Linked DNA regions of Homo sapiens: region 2 is linked to region 1. Evidence: read pairs that join two places in POLR2A ChIA-PET (ENCODE). Cell type or tissue: A673. All regions are shown on one strand. Links, peaks and the distances in the headings refer to the core of each region. The heading gives the core; the rest is flanking DNA.

The links. ChIA-PET counts read pairs that join two places held together with the same protein. Peaks named below come from ENCODE experiments on the same cell type or tissue, not always from the same donor. Only the 100,000 strongest peaks of a DNase experiment are listed, where the experiment ranks them.
Region 2: POLR2A ChIA-PET joins it to region 1 with 6 read pairs; 13 of 35 experiments call an interaction of 5 or more read pairs at or near these places.

What each region holds. Positions count from the first base shown.
Region 1 is chr5:91,298,873-91,303,270 of GRCh38, forward strand. LUCAT1 (lung cancer associated transcript 1) reads right to left here. Exons shown (of 5, transcript NR_103548.1): 5 at 4,114-4,289. Among named protein-coding and RNA genes, the nearest start is that of LUCAT1, 13 kb to the right of the region's middle. In A673, for the core only: a CTCF peak has its summit at 3,622; no DNase peak of the experiment used is centred there; H3K27ac peaks cover 599 bases.
Region 2 is chr5:91,355,306-91,359,703 of GRCh38, forward strand. No RefSeq gene overlaps it. Among named protein-coding and RNA genes, the nearest start is that of ARRDC3-AS1, 23 kb to the right of the region's middle. In A673, for the core only: no CTCF peak of the experiment used is centred there; no DNase peak of the experiment used is centred there.

The sequences.
Region 1 (4,398 bases), core at 201-4,200:
CCGGGTTCACGCCATTCTCCAGCCTCAGCCTCCCGAGTAGCTGGGACTACAGGCACCCACCACCACGCCCGGCTAATTTTTTGTATTTTTTAGTAGAGACAGTGTTTCACCGTGTTAGCCAGGATGGTCTTGATCTCCTGACTTTGTGATCTGCCTGCCTTGGCCTCCCAAAGTGCTGGGATTAGAGGCCTGAGCCACCACACCCGGCCAGTTTTTTAATTTTTAATTGCCAAATAATAATTGTACAGGTATATATTTATGGAGTAAAGTGTGCTGTTTCCATATATATATATATATATATATATATATATATATGCGCACACACATATATGAATGATCAAATCAGGTTAATTAGCATATACATCACCTCAAATATTTATCATTTTCTTTGTGGTAAAAATATTTAAAATCCTCTCTTTTAGCTATTTTGAAATATACAGTACATTTTTTTTCTTTTCTTCTTCTTTTTAAAAAGCAGAGACAGGGTCTTACTCTGTCACCCAGGCTGGAGTGCAGTGGTGCCATCTCAGCTCACTGTAACTTCCATCTCCCGAGTTCAAGTGATTCTCTTGACTCAGCCTCCCAAGTAGGGGGGACTACAGGCATGTGCCACCACGCCTGGCTAAGTTTGTATTTTTAGTAGAGACAGGGTTTCACCATGTTGCTCAGGCTGCTCTTGAACTCCTGACCTCAAGTGATCTGCCCTCCTTGGCCTCCCAAAGTACTGGCAATACAGGCGTGAACCACCACGCCCAGCCTATTTATTTATTTTTGGGAAAGAGTCTTGCTCTGTTGCCCAGGCTGGAGTGTAGTGCCACAATCTCGGCTCACTGCAACCTCCACCTTTCTGGTTCAAGTGATTCTCCTGCCTCAGCCTCCCGAGTAACTGGGATTATAGGCACATGCCACTATGCCCAGATAATTTTTGTATTTTTAGCAGAGACAGGGTTTTGCCATGTTGGCCAGGCTGGTCTTGAACTCCTGGCCTCAAGTGATCTACCCACCTTGGCCTCCCAAAGTGCTGGGATTCAGGAGTGAGCCACCACACATATTTTATTTAAACAATCTGCCTCAGAGCCAGTCATTTCCTCTATTTTATTGCTGCTATTCTTCTTCTTTTCTTTTCTTTTCTTTTTTTTTTTTTTTTGAGAAGGAGTCTCACTCTGTTGCCCAGGCTGGAATGCAGTGGCAAAATCTTGGCTCACTGCAACTTCGGCCTCCCAGGTTCAAGCAATTCTCCTGCCTCAGCCTCCTGAGTAGCTGGGACTACAGGCATGCGCCACCATACCCAGCTAATTTTTGTATTTTTAGTAGAGATGGGGTTTCACCATGTTGACCAGGCTGATCTTGAACTCCTGACCTCAGGCAATCCACCCACCTCGACCTCCCAAAATGCTGGGATTACAGGCATGAGCCACCACGCCTGGTCTTATTGCTGCTATTCTTAATGCCACGTCAGAACTTTATTTTCTTTTCTCCTTGACTATTATTACTTAACTATGTACACTGTACCAGAAATGCTCTCAACAGAGGGTGGAAAACATACAGAATCTTGGAGACAGTGAGTGGGCTAACTGGTAAGTACCAGCAGAGATTCTCATAGGTGCTCATCATAGGTGCTCAGACTGGTGAACATAAAAGAACAATAATCTTTTTTCTTATTCATAATTATATTGACCTTTTCATAACATGAGAGCATATACTTTATATCTGGGACTGTAAGAGATTAATAGCTTTATTTTTATATCTTTTCAATCTAATCCCCAGTTATTTTTTTTTTTTTTTGAGATGGGTTGTTGTTCTGTTACCCAGGTTGGAGTGCAGTGGTCCAATCTCAGCTCACTGCAACTTCTGCCTGCCCGGATCAAGCTATCCCCCCACCTCAGCCTCTTGAGCAGCTGAAACTACAGGTGCGTGCCACCACACCTATCTACTTTTTTTATTTTGGGAGAGATGGGGTGTATTAGTCCATTTTCGTACTGCTATAAAGAACTGCCAGATGGCCAGGCGTGGTGGCTCACACCTGTAATCCCAGCACTTTGGGAGGCCGAGGCGGGCGGACCACTTGAGGTCAGGAGTTTGAGACCAGCCTGGACAACATGATGAAACCCTGTCTCTACTAAAAATACAAAAATTAGCTGGGCGTGGTGGCACACACCTGTAGTCCCAGCTATTCGGGAGGCTAAGGCATGAGAATTGCTTGAACCCAGGAGGCGGAGGTTGCAGTGAGCTGAGATCATACCACTGCACTCCAGCCTGGGTGACAGAGCGAGACTTTGTCTCAAAAAAAAAAAAAAAAAAGAAAGAGCTGTCGAATGGATCACTTGAGGTCAGGAGTTTGAGACAAGCTTGGCCAACATAGTTAAAACCCCATCTCTACTAAAAATACACAAATTAGCTGGGTGTGGTGGTGCGCGCCTGTAGTCCTAGCTGCTCTAAAAAAAAAAAAAAGTTTGCAATCTTCATGAGCACACTGACTACAAGAATGTTGAACACTGTCAAGCAAAGAAAACTCGATTTCCCTTCATTTCTCCCAAGTTTGACTTTGAAGGAGAGAGAAAGTTTTCTTATTAGGCATTGTTTTTGCTCATGTGCTCAGATACAGCAAGCTAATAAATCTGTCAGAGAAAAATTTACATTTCTCAGGAGATTGAACATTCACACCAGCCAGCATTCCCATCAAGGAACATGAATACATAAATGTACATATACTTGAAACTCTACAGTTGTTGTTTCCAGTGTTTTAAGCTTCAGTTCATGGGCTTGTTGACATATGAGAGTCTTCCCTTTTGAAAGTCCAAACAGATTGAAAAACAAATTGTGAAATCACAGGATGACACTAAGGAATATTGCATCACTCTCCTCCCTGCCTCAACACCCCCACTTCCATTTTCTGCTCAAAAGATTTCCTAACATCTGAGAGCATCATCAGTGTAAGTTGGCATTTAAAAGGGCTGAAATGGTTTTTAAAGCTTCCAAAGCATTTAACCTTAAAAATCATATATGGAACAAATTTACCACTGAAAGTTAATCTCAGATATGTTTATGTCTTTTATTTATTTATTTTTTGACATAGGGTCTTGCTTTGTTGTCCAAGCTGGAGAGCAATGGCACGATCACGGCTCACTGCAACTTCGACCTTCTGGGCTCAAGAGATTCTCCCTCCTCAGCCTCAAAAGTAGCTGGGACCACAAGCACACACCACTACACTCAGCTAATTTTTTATTTTTTGTAGAGACACGGTCTTGCTATGTTGCGCAGGCTGGTCTCAAACTCATGGCCTCAAGCAATCCTTCCACCTTGGCCTCCCAAAGGGCTGGGATTACAGGGGTGAGCCACCATACCAAGCCTGTTTGCATCTTATTCCATTTGAAGCACAACTAAAAGGAATACTGTTTTGTCATCAAAACAATATTAAGATGGCATTTCTTTTACTTGTTGTTTTTACTGTTTTGATAAGTAGGAAACAAAGAAGTAAAGTTCGTTCTAGTAATTGAGTTGGTTCTAGTAATTTAAAACTAACAGTAAAAGAAAATCACAATGCTGTCAGTTCCAGCGGCCTTTACAGGAAGAGTGGTCGATCATAAATTCATTCTCATTGGTGGATGCATCGCCAACTAGAGGCAGGCCCAACAACAGCTTCTTCTGTTAGAGAGGCCCAAAGCTGGAACATTTCAGATAGATTAGCTGTGTTATAGTCAGTGGATGCAGCCCCAAATAGAATGCTGTTCACACTGAATTTTGACATATTACTCAACAAATAATTATTAGTGCCTGCTATATTAGCTATTATTGTTATTACTATTGTCAACTTTGGTCATTATTATATTTCCAATACAGAGATGAGTGCTCAACACATAGAAAACAATCAGTATGTATTTATTAAATGAATGAGTAGGTGACTTAATCAAGAGATAAGAATTACTACTTAAAGAAGAGTAATTTTGCCCATGTTTTACTGTGTAAAAACAGCACTTGATAACGAGCTATATTTATTTTCTTTCAGAACCCTTCTTTGCTAAAACTTTTTCTTCTGTCTCTACTGCTTAGAGTCAGTGAGCCCACACACTCAGGTTCAGGTTGATTTTCTTCCTATTTGTGGGTGTCACCTATGTATCTGCCTTTTCAGGCAGTGAAATCATTCCAAAAGTTCTTGTTGACTGCAAGAGCTTGAAGGCTCTTTATTTGTGAGGGGATGAGAATACTGGCATCCATTGTGTCTTATTTAGTGACTGAAATGTGTGACACTGAGCAAGGCCTTTATCCTCGGGTTGCCTCTGTTTATCCATCTGGAAAAGGAGAAGGACAATACTCACTTGTCTGGTATGGAAGTGATTGCCAAGGACTTTGTGATCCCCACAGAGAAGGTGACATTTTAGTTGCTACATATTACAAATG
Region 2 (4,398 bases), core at 82-4,081, 56 kb after region 1:
TTAGTAGAGACAGGGTTTCACCATGTTGGCCAAGCTGGTCTCAAACTCCTGACATCAGGTGATCCACCTGCCTTGGCCTGCCTAAAGTGCTGGGATTACAGGCGTGAGCCACTGTGCCCAGCCTCTCTTCCTCTTTTTAATAAAGCCATAGTCCTATCAGATTAGGGCCTTACCCTATGAACTCATTTAACTGTAATTATCTCCTAAAGATTCTCTCTCCAGATACAATCACATTGTGGGTTAAGGCTTCAATATATAAATCTCGGGGGGACATAATTCAGTTGATATCAGTAACCGAAGTTACTGCCCAAGTATTTTTTGAGCATCTGTCTTAATCATTGCCCAAGTATTTTTTGAGCATCTGTTTTGTACTCAGCTTGATCCATGCATTGTGAGAGCTGAAGGGTTGGGTGGGAAGAAGTACAAAAGAAGTAACTAATATAGTTCCTGTTTTCAGGAGCTTATTGTCTTTTTGGGGAGGTAAGACCAATAGGTTGTAAATAAGAACAAATGCTGTGAGGTAGAGTGAATGCTGAGGGCACTCCAGAGTGACAGGAATCAATAAGGGTTGGAAGGGGCCAGGAAACTTTTATGTATTTATTTATTGAGATGGGGTCTTGCTTTGTTACCCAGGCTGTATTTTTTCATTTTATTTTGTTTTTTAACACAGTGTCTCGCTCCATCACCCAGACTGGAGTGCAGTGGCATGATCTTGGCTCACTGCAACCTCTGCCTCCTGGGTTCAAGTAATTCTCCTGCCTCAGCCTCCTGAGTAGCTGGGATTACAGGTGCATGCCACCATGCCCAGCTAATATTTGTATTTTTAGTAGAGGCAGGGTTTCACCATGTTGGCCAGTCTGGTCTCGAACTCCTGACCTCAAGTGATCTGCTGGCCTTGGCCTCCCAAAGTACTGGGATTTCGGGCATGAGCCACTGCGCCCGGCCCCAGGCTGGTTTTGAACCAGGCTCAAGTGATCCTCCTGCCTCTACCTCCCAAAGTGCTGAGATTATAGGCATGAGTCACCAGTGGCCGGCTGATCAAAAAAACTTCATGGAGGAGTTTGACACTTATTCTGGGTTTTTAGAATGGTTGGAAGGGAGTAAGGAGTGTGTGACAGGACAGAAACCTAGACCAAGAGAGTAGCAATGGTAATGGAGGGAAACGGGCCAAATACCATCTTGTTCTCACAGAAAACGGACTTTCTAATTGAGGCAGTGGAGTGAACGGGTGAAGAGAGTGGTTCCTTTAACAAAAATCAGAAATTCCAGGAGGGAAAGTATAGGGATGTGGTTAGATATATGAGGAAGGATGAGGAGTTCATTTTAGAAATATTTATTTTGAGAAACTGGAGAATTTACCAAGTAAAATAACTGTAATGATGTTAATAATAAGGGTAAAGAGATGAGTGAAAGTCGGACTGATGACAATAGATGTTTAAATCGTCACAGGGTTGATAATTTAAGCTGAGGGAATGAATGATCTTTTTGAGAAAATATGAAGAGTGATGTATGTAAGAAAAGACCTTAGAAACCATCACCATCACCAAGAAGGATCTAGCAATAGTTAATGGCGTAATAGCAGGAAACTATTGAAAATATAATGGATCCAGTTCTAATTTTCTCAGTTTATACATAGCATTTAGTGCTAAGTAAAATAAATGTTTGTTGATTGACTTGATAATTGAAAGAATGTTAGAAGTTTAAAATTCAAAAAGCCTAATGTGCATTAGGGATTTAAAGAAAAAAATATATACATACTATGTTATATATAAGTGTGTGTCTGCGTATATTTTAAATTTAGAGATGGGATTTTGCCATGTTGCCCAGGCTGTGAACTGCTGGGTTGCTTTTTCATTTGCTTGTTTGTTTTTTTTTTCAGGGATGTTTTGAAGTCAAACCAGTTTTTCCACTTCCGTTTAATTAAGTGTTTTGAGCATTATTTATTATTCATAACACTGAAGAAATGAAAAGCTGAAGAGATTCTCCCATCACATGAAAGGATTAATTAGTTCAGTTTTCAGAGGCGTCATCTGACCGTCAGACAGTCCAGGTACATTCACTGAGGCATTTCCAGTGGGCAAGGAGCCTGGGAGAGCACTGCGCTGCGACCTAGTTTTCCCTTTGGAATCAGGTCCTCTCTCCTGCGTTTACATTGGCCTCTCCCACCCCTTGGCAGGTCCACTCCCATTGACCTTTCTCTCTGTACCAGCAGCTGCTGCTGACAGTCCAGCCGTAGTTACTTCTGTGAAAACAGTGTGTAGTGGTCTGCCTTTAAATTTCCTATTCCCATCTGGACCTCCCTTAGGAGCTCAATGCTGCTCACAGTTGAACCTGAAATTCCAGGTCTTCTAATCTCTTCTCTCCAACTGGCAATATTTACCACTCTGATGTCTAGTTCTTGTGGAGTCTTGTTGTGGGATGCATGAATTTTATGCTAATGGGGTATTTCTGAAGACAAAGCCTTGGGTCAGATAAAAGGTTAATTGATATGTGTAGTGTGACAGTAAAATGCAAGGACTTTAAATTCCGACAATCCTGGATGTGGATTAGTTTTAATTTGACAGCTGTGTGATTTGAGACAGTTGCTCAATCTTTTTGTGAACGTTGTTTCCCCAACTAAAAAAAATAGACAAAATACTAATCTTTGAAAGTTGTTGTAAGGATTAATAAGATAATGTACATAAGGAGACCTTGCACAATACCTGGCATATTGTAAGAGCTTGATAGGACAATATTTATATGACATACCAAGAAAATATGTGTGCCATTTTCCACTTCCCAAATCACTTTACATGGGTTTAGAAAGGAGATTAAGAAAGACAAACATACAAACTTTTCCCTAATTTCAGAATATATGCTCCAAGTACTACCTGGTTAGAGCTTTTTGATTCCTATGATGTTATTTTGTAAGCTAGTGCTTCACAGTGCTAAAGAATAGTACCTTAGAGAACTTAATGCATTAATCGATTTTCCTTAAATTGGAACTTTTTTTTCTCCTTTATTGAATCAAGAAAGTTAAGTGTCAAAGAGGCATGTAGATTATACTCTAAGGTAACAAAACTCTATTACGTTGTATTTCATTAGAGCTGAACCAAGGGCATTTTGGAAAGAAATCGTGCTGTGTAATAAGAGGGATTGTTAGCAGAGACTTTTTGCTACCATTTTCTCCAAGCTTTTCCATTCTGTACTTGAGTAGCATTGTCCCAAATAGAAATATCCCAGGATCCCTTTTTCCTCTTGAAAGACTCTAACATTAAGACTAAATTGGAGATTACCATGGAAGTAAATGACATTAAGGTGAACAGACAAATATTCAACCTCCCTTAGAAGGAATGTTTCTGCTTACCTTATGGTCTTCCTGTTTCCCTCCCTTCATTATGTAAGCCAGAGTCAGCAGTACCTTTACCATAAATAAGCAGGCAAGTGGCTTTGCAGTGGCTCCTGAGTACCAGCCAACTCTTATACCAACTAAGACTCAAATGCTCTTTCTACAAATTAGTTTCCTAAGCTTTGTGTACACACACACACACACACACACACACACACACACACACACACACACATACATAAGTTATAATGTATAATCAAATATATTTCTGGCCAGGTGTGGTGGCTCATACCTATAATCCCAGCACTTTGGGAGGCAGAGGCAGGCAAATCACTTGAGGCCAGGAATTCAAGACCAGCCTGGCCAACATGGCGAAATCCTCTCTACTAAAAATACAGAAAATTGGCCTGGTGCAGTGGCTCACGCCTGTAATCCCAGCACTTCAGGAGGCAGAGGCAGGTGGATCACCTGAGGTCAGGAGTTCGAGACCAGTCGGGCCAACATGGTGAAACCCTGTCTCTACTAAAAACACAAAAATTAGCCAGGCATGGTGGTAGGTGCCTGTAATCCCAGCTACTCGGGAGGCTGAGGCAGGAGAATCGCTTGAATTCGGGAGGCGGAGGTGGCAGTGAGCCAAGATCGTGCCACTGCACTCCTCCCTGGGTGATAGAATGAGACTCCATCTCGAAAAAAAAAAAAAACAAAAACAAAACAAAAAAAATCCCAGAAAACTAGCCCGGTGTGGTGGGCCATGCCTGTAGTTCCAGCTACTTGGGAGGCTGAGGCAGGAGAATTGCATGAACATAGGAGGCTGAGGTTGCAGTGAGCTGAAATCCTGACACTGCACTACAGTCTGGGTGACAGAGTAAGACGCTGTCTCAAAAAAAAAAAAAAAAAACAGAAAAAAGAAAAATCAAATACATTTCCTAATACATAATTATGTAGTAGTAAATACATAATTATTTACTAATAATTTCCTGGAGATTTTTAAATTTATATCTTGGCTTATACATTAAAATTACTTAACACTAGGCAAAAATACATATCTTCATGCTGGAATTAGGAATATT